Regions from separate parts of the Homo sapiens genome. Here region 2 is linked to region 1. A link is a loop called in an ENCODE intact Hi-C map of the cell type or tissue named here. Cell type or tissue: sigmoid colon. All regions are shown on one strand.

Evidence for each region. A loop is a pair of places that touch in the nucleus more often than their neighbours do. Peaks named below come from ENCODE experiments on the same cell type or tissue, not always from the same donor. Only the 100,000 strongest peaks of a DNase experiment are listed, where the experiment ranks them.
Region 2: a loop joins it to region 1, with 2.6 times the contacts of the local background. A loop is called at or near these places in 2 of 110 quality-filtered maps.

What each region holds. Positions count from the first base shown.
Region 1 is chr15:67,186,614-67,194,613 of GRCh38, reverse strand. SMAD3 (SMAD family member 3) reads right to left here. Exons shown (of 9, transcript NM_005902.4): 8 at 7,105-7,249; 9 at 1-4,201. The coding sequence ends at 4,078. Among named protein-coding and RNA genes, the nearest start is that of SMAD3-AS1, 44 kb to the right of the region's middle. In sigmoid colon, no CTCF peak of the experiment used is centred here; DNase peaks (open chromatin) are centred at 1,113, 4,893, 5,833, 6,883 and 1 weaker place; H3K27ac peaks cover 1,227 bases.
Region 2 is chr15:67,020,540-67,028,539 of GRCh38, reverse strand. The region is part of intron 2 of SMAD3-DT (SMAD3 divergent transcript); the gene reads left to right. Among named protein-coding and RNA genes, the nearest start is that of SMAD3-DT, 40 kb to the left of the region's middle. RefSeq lists an enhancer at 2,575-2,869. In sigmoid colon, no CTCF peak of the experiment used is centred here; DNase peaks (open chromatin) are centred at 1,749, 2,689, 3,969 and 4,609; H3K27ac peaks cover 2,353 bases.

The sequences.
Region 1 (8,000 bases):
CAACTTTCTTAAAAAAAATTAAATAGTTATCTGTCTGAATGGTTTTAAGAAATTATTACATAAATATAAAAACACCAGAATACTAGAGTATACATTACTTCTGCATTAAAAAAAAATCCATTGCAGAATCACTGAGAATTTCTCAATCCAGTTTACATGAGGCAAGTTTCTTTTCTATGATAGCTGTGTTTTTGAAAAGTTGCCTGTTTAGCCCATCATCTCCCCACCATCACCTCCCCATGGGAGATGCTTCATCATCATTTTGGATCCATGTCCTCTTGCGTACGTTTTTCTGCTTTCCCTACCCACTTGAGAAGCGGCTGATGCTCCTTAAACTGTGATGAAAATACATTGTGAAGACGGTTACCTGAAAGGGGCCTACAAGGGAACATCTTTGCCACACAAAGACAGTACAGCTTCGCTGTGTTGAGGTTTGGTTCTGGTAAAATGGGGACACGTTTATTTTGGGGGAACTCCCAACTCTAGCCAAGTCACACAGTAAGAAACAGGGTCCAGGGCTAAACGGGTGCACTCTCTTGCTGCTGGTATCCCCCTTGGTGAACAGTCCTACAAGCAGCCTGCAGATTCTTCTCCCTACATCTCCTGTAAGGACGAAGGAGTGGTGTAACCTGAGCTCCGGCCCTGTGGAGACCCTCATGAGGCCTGAGGCTAAGAATGAAACAGATCTTTGCTTCTTCCCCAGATTACTTACATACGTGCATGCCATGCACACACTACTTCAAACCTTTCTGTAGTCTTGAGTAAAAGCATTTAGCCTGGAATATGTCCAAACTCTAGGAAGCCAAGGGGAGATGGAGAAAAATAAACAAACTAAGCACATGATATGTGCTATAGCTCACTTCAGTATATTAACGATGGTTTAAAAAAATAATCACCATGGTCAATAAAAAAAAAAAAATACAACACAGACAACATAAGGACAATGGAGACGTCTGCCAGCAGCCTTGCCCTCATGTGTGCTCTTCCTAAGAGTCAAAGTCCCTGCTCCTGACTCCTCTAGGCTTGTCTCAAAATGTCAGGTCTACAGCCTGCCAGGAAGGTGGCCAACTGAGATGATGTTCCAGCACAGGCCTGTAATCCAAACCGGCTGGGGTAGCTACCTACGTATGTGCTGGAAGCATCTAAGTTACTAAATTGGGAAGAAGCGAGGTGGGGAGGGGAGAGAGGAAAGGGAATAAAAGTTGGCTCCTTGGAAGGTGCTGAAGACAAGGATCTGTGTCCCAGTGCTAGCTGCACTTGGGTCAGTCTCAGCACAAGCTGCAAGGTGAAGATGTCATGGCGGGGAGCCCAGGGCAGGGGCAACACACGCGGTCGTGTTGACTAGGTGAACGCCACTTAAAACTGCTATCCAGTCACCAGCACTCCTCTAGAACTGCCCTGGTTTCCTCTTGCCCTTTTCAACTGTCCTTTAAAAAAGTGTTTTAATATACAAATGCCATTCATACAACAGGATTTTAAAACTAAGAAAACTAGCTTGTGGCTTCAAGGAAGGACACTAATGTTACATACGCCCAAAGCACCTATGTAGCACTCTAAGGTGGGAATGGCACCATTTCCTAACCTCTTAGGTATGATCAAATTTATTTTCAGTGATGCCACAGGTGGGTTTGCCTACAATCCCACACATCCTCCTCTGGTGGTCTAGTCAATAAAGAAAAAGGGCCAAGGAAGTATCCTTTGGAAAAACACAAAACTCAAACTTCATGCTCCTAGAAGTAGCCTTCAGGTCTGAGCAATGAGGGTTCTAAGACACCATCCAAATGCAGCCAAACGTGTCATTTCATCACATTCAAAGTTCATAACCTGCCAAAGTATAGGCTTTTTTTTTCCCCCTTCACCTGGAGTAAGACACGACTTCCATAGATCACTGGATCACCAGAATCAGGCTGTGCCTGAAGCTAGTTCCCAAGCACCCAGAGGGCTGTGTGCCACAGGAAGCCCTCATAGGATCGTGCAGCAGGTGGATCATGCAGGCCCTCGGAAACTGCTGCCCATGGCTTTTAGGAGAGGAACCATGACTGCTCTAGCAGAAGCCAAAATGGAATATTTGGTTCCTGGGTCTCAGAGCTGGCTGGGAACATGAACACATGTACAGGAGGTTCAGGGGGCTTCCTGTGTAAGAAACAGGCCATAGATCATTTCACACCAGGCACATACTTCAGACTCACAGCATTTGGCCCTCTCAGAGGAAGTGAGGGGTTTTGTATTGTCTCTGGGTTCTGAGTCAACCCTCCTTCGAGAAGACTCACACAAGTCTGTCAAGGTGCTCCTTCCGTCTCTTCCTGTGTCCTCAGGAGGCTTGGGGAGCAGCTGTCCTACCTGGAAACCTCATGGCTAGAACTTCAGAGGCACAGGACCCTGCAGATGAGGCATCAGGAAGCCTCTCCATCTCCCTCTAACATCAGAAATCTCATCACATTTGAGCTGTATGACTTGCCAAAAGTATATACACTTCCTTCCCTTCACCTGGAATAAAGCAGGACTTCCATAGGAAATCCCTTGATTTTTCCTGCTATAAATTCATGCAAAAACGTGGGATAGGTCATTTTATACAAAAACAGCAGCAAAGAATAAAGTACCAATTGAAGGTGGCAGTTCTGTCTACTGTGTTCTGCAAAAGGCTGGGAAAAGAAGAGGACTCTTTTTTCTTTTTTCCAGTTGAAATAATTTAGACTAGTTTTCTCCCTAATTGCTGCTGGGAGCAGTACTTGTTACACAATACAACTGCTATAGTTGTCACCGGTGATCCTCTACCGGGAGCTAGATCATCTTATATCCCAGGGGGAAGATGACAGACCTCTTTGTACCAAGCCTGCAATTTTCAAAGGTGTAAAAATATTTTAATAGCCCTTTTCATTTGCCTATGTTGGCCTGAGATGTTTCCCTTCTGGTGAATTTGCTTCTGTAAATTTCAGCTTGCAGAAGTGCTGGCAGGTATCTCTTCAACAAAACCTGGAAAAGCTTCACCTCAGGAGAGAGAAGGGAGAGAAGCAGTTGCTGGGTCTCACTCAGGTTTCCCAGTCAATGTGCCAGCCCAGGATTTTTAAAGAAAATATATAAACCAAACATTTAAAAGAGCATATGATAAAGTTGATTTAATGAATGCAACTGACTACATAAACCAATATAGCCGTATGCATCAGAATCTGGAGCAAGCTCTTACAGATGACTGGAGACGCACCCAGTGTGGTGCTGCCTGAGACCAAATGCCATCCCACGACAAGGGCCTCCTGCTTCATGAGAACACTTACCGTCATTCGAATCTCTTTGAGATTAATGTGATAATAGACACTATACATTGCATATGCACTGGGCCTCAGCAGATCCTTCCAACTTTTCAAAGTGAAAAAGGACAAACGTAAGTGAGTTTTTAAAGAGGTGGCGCTCATCGATTTTTCCCGCTGTCCTGTGTGCAGGTTCTGCTGAACACGCACCTCCCAATCAGTATGTTCTGAGAGGGGAGGGAGACAGACAAAACTCCCTCCCTCCCCATCCCAAGTCTATCCAGCTCACAAGGGGCAAGGTCTGCTGGAGTGGTGGGGCGGGGCGGGGCGGGGCTGGGCTGGGAATGTTCACTGGAAGAGGCACTGTCACAAGCGTCAGAGAGCTGGGCATGAGGTCTGCATGGCCCTGCGGGCTCTTCCTACCTAGAACGCCCTTCCAAGGTGAACTCCACACTGCAGTCCTAGACAGAGGGGTGTTTCTGGTTGGACTGTGACATCCCAGAAAGCTGTCACTCAAAAAAAGAGTCTGGGGGGAGGGGGCCGGTGGTGTAATACTACCTGTTCTGCTCACTTAAGCCACCAGAGCAGACGCCATTTCTTGCCCTTCAAAGTGGGGCCAAAGGGTAAATGTGTTTGGCAGACACAGCTGTTCATAACATCCACCTCTGGGTTTGCTCGTGTGTTTCAGAAAACAGGTGGGTGCACCCCTTCAGTTGAGGGAGAAAGATTTCTTCTTCCTTGACAACAATGGGTTGAGTAGAGTTCCAATTTTCTCCACCTCCTGCATGGCCATTTTCCCCAAGCCTGCCCTCCCCTACCATACTTGATGTCTCTAAGACACACTGGAACAGCGGATGCTTGGGGAGCCCATCTGGGTGAGGACCTTGTCAAGCCACTGCAAAGGCCCATTCAGGTGCAGCTCAATCCAGCAGGGGGTACTGGTCACAGTCTGTCTCCTGTAAGAAATAGGGAAAGGGGTGGGGTGGGGGACTTAAAAAATCTCCAGGGGGTTACACAAGTCAGAAAGCTTTTTCTGCTTTGGTGACAGTCATCTTCCCAAAGATGCTGTTAGACGCTGTCCTAGAAGCGGTACCAGTAACTTGCTGAAACTACCCGGCCAAACTCCTCTACCCAGGGAGGACTTTGAGTAAATTAAGTTCTCTTGAGGGGGAAGGAAGTCGACTTTAAAGAGTTAAACATGTAAAGTCAATGGCAAAGAGTTAAATATGTAAAGTCAATTGCAGGGTACCCCAGAGGCCCACCAGTTACTGTAACAGGCCCCCTAATAGAGGAGACCTCCATCCTGAGCAAAGGGCTTCCTGGCTCCCATCTGTACCAAACGGGCACGTGCCGCTCCCCTATCTCGAAATCTGGGCCCAGCCCCAGCAGGCGACGATGACGTGTGTCTGTCTGATTGAGGGGTGTTTTTTACAAAGCGCCAACAGTGTCCGCATGCCTTCGGTTCCCAATGTGCTGATATAATTCTCATCTACGGCCTTATTTTGGAAAATCTTACAAGCAGAACGAGCCATGGAACAATTACTGGAAAAAAACAAGGCACACCACACGTTTCTTTTCCCCAAAGCACTTTGTCTAAATTCAGGCTGGTTGATGACGCAGCTTGCAGGCAGGCTCCCAAAGGCCTCCACTGAGCAAAGGCTATCTGCTGAGGCTGGAGTCGCTGGTGCCAGCTGGAGGTGAGAGGTGTGGGCCCTGGGCCCTGCTTTCAGCCACCTCACAGAGAGAAGAGCTGAAACCTTACTCTCCTTGGCCCAAGAGGCAGGAGGACGACAAGGCTGTTCTGGGAAGGGGCCGCGCCCGCCCGTCAGGCTGCTGTGCAGTGCTGCCAGGCAGCGGTGACGCGGTGGGCCACAGAGGACTGGGTGTGCTGGCAGGACATCCCGCGTGGTGATAGTGTCCCCAGGGAAAGGCTCTGCCACCAAAGAGCCTCTTCCTAGCACTTGGAGCGGGAGAGCTGCAATGCCACACCAGGAACAGTGTTGCTGTCTTGAAGGCACCACCCTCCTTGCTTGGCCTCTACTTTGCTTGTGTAGCAGGGAGGTTGAGAAATGGGCCTGCAGACAGACCCTGGGGTGTCTGCACGAGCGAGGGTACCTGAGTGTGGCCCTCCAGACTACAGTCTGGTATAAGAAGAGCAAATGGACATCCCCTTACTCTTTTCCACTGCAGTCCATCTTTAAATATTTCCCTTCTTCACTAAAAAAAGATTAATTTTCTAACCTTTCACTCCTGTTCCCTAAATGAGCTAAGCCAGGGCTAAAAGATTGCTTAAAACATTTCTCTGGCTAGACCTTTGGGCCTGGGCTGATCTCTTCAGGCCATAACATAGTTGTAAGTTCTTTTGAGGTCTGACCACTTTGATTGCTCCACTGGTCACTCCTGGATTTCAGAGACACCCAAGAAACCAAGGGGCTGTGTTCCCTGACACCCTGGGGCAGACACAGAAGAACAGCAGCTAAAATACGGTAAGTGGAAGAGGAGGATTTTACAGGATGAAATCCTCTAATGAGAATCTGACTTTCCATAAGTCATGCTCATCTGGATTTCATTACAAACGGTGGCCCAAGGCCAATATTGAAATGGGTTTGGCCTGAGTGCAGCATGACTGCAAAACAAAATGGATTCCAAACATCTGGAAAAATGAAGAGAAAGGGAGAGTAGCTTGCAAGGCGCTGGCTCTAGCTGACATGTGGGCACCTCTGCATCTGCCGCAGGAGCTGGCGGCTGGCAGGGGGGAGTGTGGAGCAGAAGGCGGGGGCACACAGCCCTGCCTCTCCGCAAACTTTGGTCCGTGAGTGGAAAGAAAAGGGACTGGATTCTCTAAACCCAAAGCAGGATGGCCTGAGAGATTCAACCAAGCAGACCAGGTAGACCTGACTATATCAGGGCCATGTTTAAACCAGTATCTAGGGCCGGGCATGGTGGTTCACGCCTGTAATCCCAGCACTTTGGGAGGCTGAGGCAGGTGGGTCACCTGAGCTCAGGAGTTCGAGACCACCCTGGGCAACATGGTGAAACCCCCTCTCTACTAAAATACAAAAAATTAGCCAGGCGTGGTAGCACGCACCTGTAGTCCCAGCTACTTGGGAGGCTGAGGCACGTCCTGGAGGCAGAGATTGCAGTAAGCCAAGATGGTGCCACTCACTTCAGCTTGGATGACAGAGTGAGACTCCATCTCAAAAAAAAAAAAAAAAAAAAAGAAAAAGAAAAAGAAACCAGTATGTAGGACTCTAAAAAAGTCATTTCTCAGCGAGAAAATTTTGTTCCTTTATAACTACCCAAATCTCCTCCTCCCTTCCCGGACTCTCAGTTTTAATATCCTGGGCTCCTCAGCATCACCAGGGTCCCTGAGTCAGAAATGGAGCAACAGAGGAGGAGAGGAACAATGAGCTGAAGACCTAACTTCCTGAAGAGGGTCATCCTAAAGCCATCTGCCTAAAATGAGACTAAGGAAGAAGCCAAGAGGGCAGAGTTCTAGACACAGCTCTTCTACCAGTGTGACTGCAGGCAAGTCACTCTCCCTCCCTGGGCCTTAGTTCTCTCATCTGTACGGATGATGCTGGCATCCCCACCCAGGGCTGGGATGAGGATAAGATGGAGCGTGTGTTTACAGTGCCTACAGCTGTTCGGTGCCAGCAAACATCGTTCTGCAATTCCTCATCATCTGCTGTTGGCCCGGCCCCTCCTGCCTGCCAGGCCTTGGCCTCTCTCTGATCTTTGGTCTTTCTGCTCTTGACGCTAGGGCTGGCCTAGCTCATCTCTGAGGAGCCCTGCCTGCTCTGCTGTCCAGAGTCACCTGGAGTTGGGTCCCCTGATGTAGGCAGCACCCATAACTGACCTGTACTCCGCTCCCCAGCCTTTGACGAAGCTCATGCGGATGGTGCACATTCGGGTCAACTGGTAGACAGCCTCAAAGCCCTGGTTGACCGACTGGGCCAGGAGGGCAGCGAACTCCTGGTTGTTGAAGATCTTCAGGTTGCATCCTGCCAAAAACACAGAAACAGGGCTGTGGGGATGGAAGTGGCCAGGTCCGTTGCTCCCCTCCTGGATAAAGCAAGTCCTGGACCCCCTAGACCAGCCTCATTTATACAGCTCCAGGGACACATGGTGTGTGATGCATTTGCCACACACTCCACACTCAGTACCATGCAAAGGGAAGGCCAACCCAGTCCCTCCCCTTGAACCCATCTCCTCACTGGGAGGTGCCACTGACATACCTGCAAGGGGAGATGGAAGGCTGGCCCACAAGCTCCGACTCCCAGAGCAGGGAGAAGTCTGCAAAGAGGGCTTCCAAAAATAGGGAGATGGTGTGGAGAGGGGGGCCTTTCCTTGGGCAAAGGGACCAGGGGACAGAGAGATAAGGGACCTGGGCCAGGTTGCCCATGCTGTGTGGGGTCTGGTCACCCACCTAGGAACAGGAGCTCTGGCCGTTCCACAGCAGGCAGTGCCCCCAGAGACGGGCTGGCCGAAAGGCTACTGGGCCTGCCGTCCCCACAGGAAGCTTGGCAGAGGGCCCAGTGCACCCTCCACCTGGGCTCCTCTGATGAATACACCTGGTGCTGGGGCTAGGAGGTAAGGAGAGATCTGGGCCAAATTTTGGCCTCTGGGCACTGGGCTGGGTGGAGGTGACATTCACAGCTAAGTGAAGGTGTGCATCTGATTCTCCAGACAGTAAAACTAAAGACAGTCACAAATAAAGTTTAAAATAAATGTCGTTTGAAGTCTTACTGCCTG
Region 2 (8,000 bases), 170 kb after region 1:
ATGTCTTTGCTGTTGTGAATACTGCCGAGATAAACATATGTGTGCATGTGTCTTTATAATAGAACGATTTATATTCCTTTGGGAATATACCTAGAAATGGGATTGCTGGGTCAAATGGTAGTTCTATTTTTAGTTATTTGAGAAATCTCCAGACTGCTTTCCACTGAAAGCAGCTAAACTAATTTACATTCCCACTTTCAGTGCATAAGAGTTCACTTTTCTCTGCAATCTTGCCAGCATCTGCTATTTTTTGATGTTGTAGTAATAGCCATTCTGAAAATGTCTATTTTTAAAGTTGAAGAAACTGAGGCACGGATAGATTAAGTGACTTGCCCCAGCTATGCTAGGACACAAATGGTAGGTATCAAATACAGGAAATGAAGGCTCTAGGGGCTGCTCACTTGACCACTATTGCAGAATGATATGAGTGACACATAATGACACACTCCCCAAAACAGGAGAGTGGAGAGAGATGAGCCATCATTTCTGCTGGGGGTGTGGGAGGAGACAGAGAAAGTTTTAAACAGAAGGTGAAAACTACCCTAGTCCTGGAAAGATAGTGAATGCGGCTAAGCTTGAAATGAGGTTAGAACGTCATCCTAGATGGTTGCATAACAATGCACATGTAGTTAATGTCATAAAACTGCATACTTAAAAAGGGTCAAAATGGTAAAAGTCATTATTTATTTATTTATTTATTTATTTTGAGATGGAGTTTCGCTCTGTCGCCCAGGCTGGAGTGCAGTGGTGCAATCTCAGCTCACTGCAAGCTCCACCTCCCGGGTTCACACCATTCTCCTGCCTCAGCCTCCTGAGTGACTGGGACTACAGGCACCCACCACCATGCCCGGCTAATTTTCATATTTGTAGTAGATACAGGGTTTCACCATGTTAGCCAGGATGGTCTCAATCTCCTGACCTCGTGATCTGCCCGCCTCAGCCTCCCAAAGTGCTCCTGCGCCTGGTTGGGTAATAAGTCATTTTTAAAAAAATTGTTTAATGAAAAAAAAATTAACTTACATTTTTCTTAAAAGTAACAATTTAATGATATGTATTTTCTGTGAACATTCAAGAAATAGAAATCACCAAGAAAAAAATAAATAAAATAATTTGTTATTCTGCCATTCAGATCTAAACAATGTTATTTTGGTGCTTAAATCTTCAGAGGTTTTTTCATATATTCACTTCAAATATTATTTACCAACAATGGAAGTTTATTTATTTATTTATGTTTGTTTGTTTTTTTTGAGACATAGTCTCACTCTGTGGCCCAGGCTGGAGTGCAATGGCGTGATCTCTGCTCACTGCAACCTCTGCCTCCCAGGTTCAAGCAATTTTCCTGCCTTAGTCTCTCGAGTAGCTGGGATTACAGGTGCCTACCATCATGCCCAGCTAATTTTTATATTTTTAGTAGAGACAGGGTTTCGCCGTGTTGGCCAGGCTGGTCTCGAACTCCTGGCCGCAAGCAATCTGCCTGCCTCGGCCTCCCAAACTGCTGGGATTACAGACGTGAGCCACTGTGCCCAGCCTGTATTTGTATATATGCAGTTTTGTAACTTACTTCTTCCACTTACAAAATGATAAATTTTCCATGTCATTAAGTTTAAAAAAAGAAAAAAAAAAGGGCAAGTCATATCAGGTAGGAGGACTGGCATGAGCAAAGGCATAGAGGTACGATAATGCAAAGGAATTCTGGAAAAAGTGAGGCGCCCAGAGCAGCTGGAGCACAAATTGCAAGGAAGAATGTAGTGGGAAGTGTCAACCCTGACAGTGGCCAAAACAAAAAGGGAAACACAGAAAGGACAAGAGTTCTGTTTATTACAAAGGAGTTAAGAAAGAGCACATGTTGGCCAGGCGCGGTGGATCACACATTAATCCCAACACTTTGGGAGGCTGAGGTGGGCAGATCACCTGAGGTCAGGAGTTCAAGACCAGCCTTGCCAACATGGGGAAACACCACCTCTACCAAAATATACAAAAATTAGCTGGGCGTGGTGACGTGTGCCTGTAGTCCCAGCTACTGGGGAGGCTGAGGGGGAGGATTGTTTGAACCCGAGAGGTGGAGATTACAGTGAGCTGAGATTGTGCCACTACACTCCAGCCTGGGCAACAGAGTAAGACCCTGTCTCAAAAAAAAAAAAAAAATACATGCTCTAAAGCCTGACTCCCAGAACGTGAGCCCTTGCTCTGCCAGTTACTAGCTATGTTGCTTTGGCAAATGAGTTAACCTCTTTATCATTCAGTTCCTCTATTTGTAAAACAGGAACAATCATAGTGCCTACTTCATAGGGTTGTTGTGAGAATTAAATGAGCTAATAATGTAAAGCACTTAGAGACTGGCATGTTGTAAACTCTGAATGAAAGTTATAAATTATTTTTATCAATGTTTTTTCCTGGCTGAATTCTAAGTTGAATTTATCTTGAGCATCTGTATGCAAAGAGCTCTGAGTAACATAAGGGATAGTTTTCTCAATAAATGTGATAGTAACCGTGGCTGCATTCTCAGTAAGGCTGTGTCTTAACGTCTCCTGGAAGGAAGCCAAGGTCAGAAAGGGGCTCTGTGAGAGAGCTAGTGCTCATGTCCAGGCCCAGGGCTTCCTAACTGCCTGGCATGTGCCAGGAGGGTGTGTGCAAAAGGCCAGGAAAGGAAGGACTTTCACTCCCTTCCCGCTTGCCCTCTCTCTCCCTGGTCAGGCCATCCTTTCAGCCTGGCTGTCGGCCTGAGCCATTTCCTGTTTCCTGAACATTTATCTTCTGCACATTCATGCTTTTTTCTCATATTGTCCCCCGGCCTGGAATACCTCTTTCTTCCAGAATCCTACTGGCAAACTTCTCCTTGTCTTTCAAAACTCACTTCAAGAATAACCATTCCTTCCTCTGGCATTCCCAGACTCTCCAAGTTCTCCTCTGCTTGGAGGACTCTGTACCTCCCTCTCTTCTGTGATGTGTGATGGTGATAATGGTGATGAAGATAATGGTGATGGTAGCAATGAAAATAGTGGCAGCTTACCCTGACAGACCACTTACCAGGCACTAGGGTAAGTGCTTTGCAAGCACTGTTCCAATTAATTTTTACAGCAATCCTATAAGGAATTGCTATTTGTATACTAATTTTATAGAAAAGGAAACAGGAGCATAGAATGAGTGGTTAAAGAACTTGCTCAAGCCACACAGCTGAGAGTAAAAGAACTAGGATTTGTACACAGAGAGTCTGTTTTCAGAACTAGCACCCACAACCGTTATGCCTAGCTGCTTCCCTGTGTTATTTTTACTGTTTCTACTGTTAGGATTATTACTGCTTGATGATGGGTTTCTCTCCTTTGTCCTTACATTCTCAGGACCTGGCACCAGGCCTGACACCCAGCAGGCACAGAAGAAATACTTGCCACTATTCAGTCTGGCAGTTCGGTTCAGTTAAAACGAGTCAAGGCTCATTTCAAAGACCTCTTCTTCCATGCTGGCCCTCCTGATCACCCTGAGCAGATTTGAGGACTCCTTTCATGAGCCCCTGTGGCTTTGCTCTTCTCATTTAACTCTCACCCAATTTCATGAGGTGGGCATTGTTCCCACTTTATAGACAGAAAAACTGAGGTTCAGACCTGGTAAGGGTTCGTGGTGGGGTTTGACTCCATTCATTCTTCCCTTCACACTTTCCTTTTAGTGTCTCCCCTATCCTTGTATTTGCCACTCCCAAATCCTTAGCACAGAGCCTGGAGCACAGTAGGCCTGCATTAAATGTCTGCTAAATTGAAATGAACTGAATTAGGGTGTGGGTGGCCCAAGAAAAATGTGCCACGACTCAGGCATTTCAAGCAAAATGCATAGTTTCAAAACCCAAGCATGGAGGAGCCTGCTATTTTTGGATGGCCTTGCACAAATGTTGTGTGGGCTTCCTTTTTGCTACTAAATGTCATTGCATTACTTTCCTAGTTTCATTCTCCTGCCTGGGCTGGGGAGGATTATGCAAGCGGAGCCTGGGAATGAGTCATCTTTCCCTCAGCTGCCAAACTGTCCACGATTGCCATGATATGGTACAATCTTTTTTCTGCCTCAAGCTATTTGTGGGTGGTTTTGTTTAACTTTTACAGTCTTTCTTTCTTTCCTTCTAATTTTGCTTATCCTTGTCTTTTTCTTTGAGATGGGCCATAGGGTACTGACGGCCTTTAAAACTCTGGCCCCTCTGTGTCTGCAAGCACAAATCCATCTACCTGCTATGTAATCCACGTGGGGAAGAAAGCCCTTCTGGTGATGACATTGTGAGGTGCTGACCCATAAGGAAAGTGGGACAATCTTTCTAGGGTGGATGGAGGTTCCCTTCCACTGGGCCAGCTGCCACCACCCCTCCCCCAAGCCTGCTGGGAAATTCTGGGAAGCCCAGAATTGGGCTTCCACACCCCACACTACAGCCATGCCCTTCACACTCCTACCTGGGTCTGTTTCCTGGATTTGTTGAGGCTGGTCTCTTCACTTCCAGTATGACCCTGTGGCCTTAGCCAGGGCAGCTCTGGGGCCAGCCCCCCGCCCCCACAGGAGGAGCCAGGCTGACCCAGCTGAGGGCTACACAGGAGGGAAAGGCCCAGTGCCCAAGGGGATGACAGGTGTGTGACAACGTGTGTGCTGCAGGCATAGTGCTGGGTGCCAGTAGAAAGAGTGACTTGCTCTCCAGCTGTGTAAGTGCTTCTAGCCTCAGGCTGATCGATCAGTGAACCAGGCCAAGGTTGGAGCTGTAGGTGAAACCAGTGGATCCACATGTGAGGGCTGCGGGAGGTGGAAACAGGGGCCGGTGCTGGGACCTTCCTAGATGAATAGCAGCTACAAGCAATGGCCAACCCATTGCTCAAATGGAGGCCTGTTGGGCACTCGGGACCTGAGTTCAGCAGGAATCATTGAGAGCATCTTGATAGTCTCTCATAACACTCACCATGTGTGCCATACTTGATAAATTTCCAGAGCACTTTCCATACATGCCCTCAAATGATGCTGGACAACAGGTGCCCAGCAATCCAGGTTCGAGAAGAGTCAGCCCTGCCTGCTCCTTTCCCAGCTCCAAGGCTCTGGTCTCCCCTTCGCAAGCAGGAGAAGAGTTGAGAACATTTGGAAACCACATGCAGGAGCACCGAGAGTCCTGGATTAGAAGGGAGAGGAGTTGGCCAGGCGTGGTGGCTCACCCCTGTAATCCCAGCACTTTCGGAGTCCGAGGCGGGCGGATCATGAGATCAAGAGATCGAGACTATCCTGGCCAACATGGTGAAACCCCGTCTCTACTAAAAATGCAAATATTAGCCAGGCGTGGTGGCGCACGCCTGTAGTCCCAGCTACTCAGAAGGCTGAGGCAGGAGAATCGCTTGAACCCGGGAAGCGGAGGTTGCAGTAAGCCGAGATCACGCCACTGCACTCTGCAGAGCGAGGCTCCATCTCAAAATAAATAAATAAGTAAAGGAGAGAAGTTCTGGCAGCTCATGCTGTGTGCCTATGGGAAACTCTCCTAACCCTTCTGAACCTCAGTTTCCCTGCCTTTAAAATGGTGGTAATAATATAATTGAGAAATGAGCTAACAGTGATTCATAAAACATTTGGTGTCACTCTTCCACATAAAACCCTCCAGTGACTTTCCATTTCAGTTGGAGAAAAACCCAAAGGGCTTGCAGCAGCCTGTGAAGTCCTGCATGATCTACCTCTACCCCCACTTCTCCTCTGATCTGATGTCATCCCTGGTCTTCCAAATACACCAGCATCATGCCCACCTCAGGGCCTTTGCACTGACTGTTTGCTTTGCCTTGGGCACTCTTTTCCCAGGTGTCAGTACAGCACCTCTCACCTCCCAGGTCTTCACTGAAACATCAGCTTTGAGTGAGGCTTTCCAAGAACTCTCTGAAATGGCAACACCTCTTCCCCACACACCCTGCCCCCTCCACTACTTAATTTTTCTCTATGGCTCTTAACACCCTCACAGAGTATATATCTTACTTACTTTATTTATTATCTGTCTCACTCCACTAAAATATTAGCTCCATGAGGGCAGGACTTTTTCTGTTTTGTTCTCTACTGTAACTCCAGTGCCTAGAATAGTGCCTGGAAACACATAGTAGATGCTCAATAAATATTCTCTGAATGAATGAAGTAGTAAATGAACAAAGGGGTCTTCAGTACTATTATTCTAGAGTGGAAGTAGCCAGCCCCCGTCCCAGCAACCTAACCCCATTAAGGCCAAGGTCCTGGGGTCTTCTGTGTGCCACAAGCTCCCAGGGAAACTTGCAACCTCTTCCATCTCACAGCTATTCTTTTTATTTTATTTATTTATTTATTTAGAGATGGAGTCTCTCTCTGTCGCCCAGGCTGCAGTGCAGTGGCGCGATCTCGGCTCACTGCATGCAACCTTTGCCTCCCACGTTCAAGTGGTTCTCCTGCCTTAGCCTCCCAAGTAGCTGGGATTACAGGCGCCTGCCACCAGGCCTGGCTAATTTTTGTACAGACAGGGTTTCACCATGTTGGCCAGGCTGGGACTCGAACTCCTGACCTCAGGTGATCCACCCACCTCGGCCTCCCAAAGTGCTGGGATTACAGGCATGAGCCACCGCACCTGGCCCTTCACAGCTATTCTTAAGCCCCAGTTTGATCAAACAGAGCGTCAGTACATCATGTGGTAGATGATTGTTCCTTGAACATCATGCTAATGGCTTGCTACTGACAAAATGGGCACAGAAGAATCAACTGGGATGGGAGAAGCTTCTTCAAGTGCCCAGTTTCCTAAAGGGAGGAACCATCAGTTTGGAAGAAATGGATCAATCTTTTATGACTGGCTGAGTTGGCAAGCTGTGTCACTCCTCTTCCTGTCTGTCTGTAGAATGGAAGAGCAGGTTTGGAGCAGGAATTTGCCTCACTCTGCTCCTTCAACTTCACTGTCAGGCACTTCAGAGCCTGCTGTGCTGCCACTAGGAGAATGCAGCCTGACCCCTCAGACTGCAAGAGTCCTAGGAGGGAGTTGCTGGGGAGGCTTGGTCAAGCTGATTGTTCCCTAAGTGATAGTGCATTTCAATCTCTGCCTTTGGGAGACTGACTTTTCCTTAAAATAAAAGGTTAGCTATTTTTTTTTTCATTACTTAACCCATGAAAGTGTTGGTTCTCCTTTTATACAAATTCTAGGATTTTTAATATTCTCCTTCTCTCTCCCTCTGCCTCCCCTCCCAACTCTACTACCTAAATAATTAAAGCATGTTTGGCAGCGGGCGGGGTGTGTTTTGGAAACCAATACACTTAGCCACAATGCTTTTTTATATACAGTACATGTGAAAAGTAAGGTAGGTATATTTGTAATTCAAAAATGTTTTAAAATGCTTTTCACCTCTTTTTTCCTTCTTACAAACTTTCCACTACTGTTATCTTTTTTTCTTTTGTTGAGTGTTTTAAAGAATTCCAAGTGGACTGTAAATTAGTTCAACCATTGTGGAAGTCAGTGTGGCGATTCTTCAAGGATCTAGAACTAGAAATACCATTTGACCCAGCCATCCCATTACTGGGTATATACATACCCAAAGGATTATAAATCATGCTGCTATAAAGACACATGTACACGTATGTTTATTGCAGCACTATTCACAATAGCAAAGACTTGGAACCAACCCAAATGTCCAACAATGATAGACTGGATTAAGGAAATGTGGCACATATACACCATGGAATACTATGCAGCCATAAAAAATGATGAGTTCATGTCCTTTGTAGGGACATGGATGAAGCTGGAAACCATCATTCTCAGCAAACTATTGCAAGGACAAAACACCAAACACCGCATGTTCTCACTCATAGGTGGGAATTGAACAATGAGAACACATGGACACAGGAAGGGGAACATCACACACTGGGACCTGTTGTGGGGTGGGGGGAGGGGGGAGGGACAGCATTAGGAGATATACCTAATGTTAAATGACGAGTTAATGGGTGCAGCACAGCAACATGGCACATGTATACATATGTAACAAACCTGCACGTTGTGCACATGT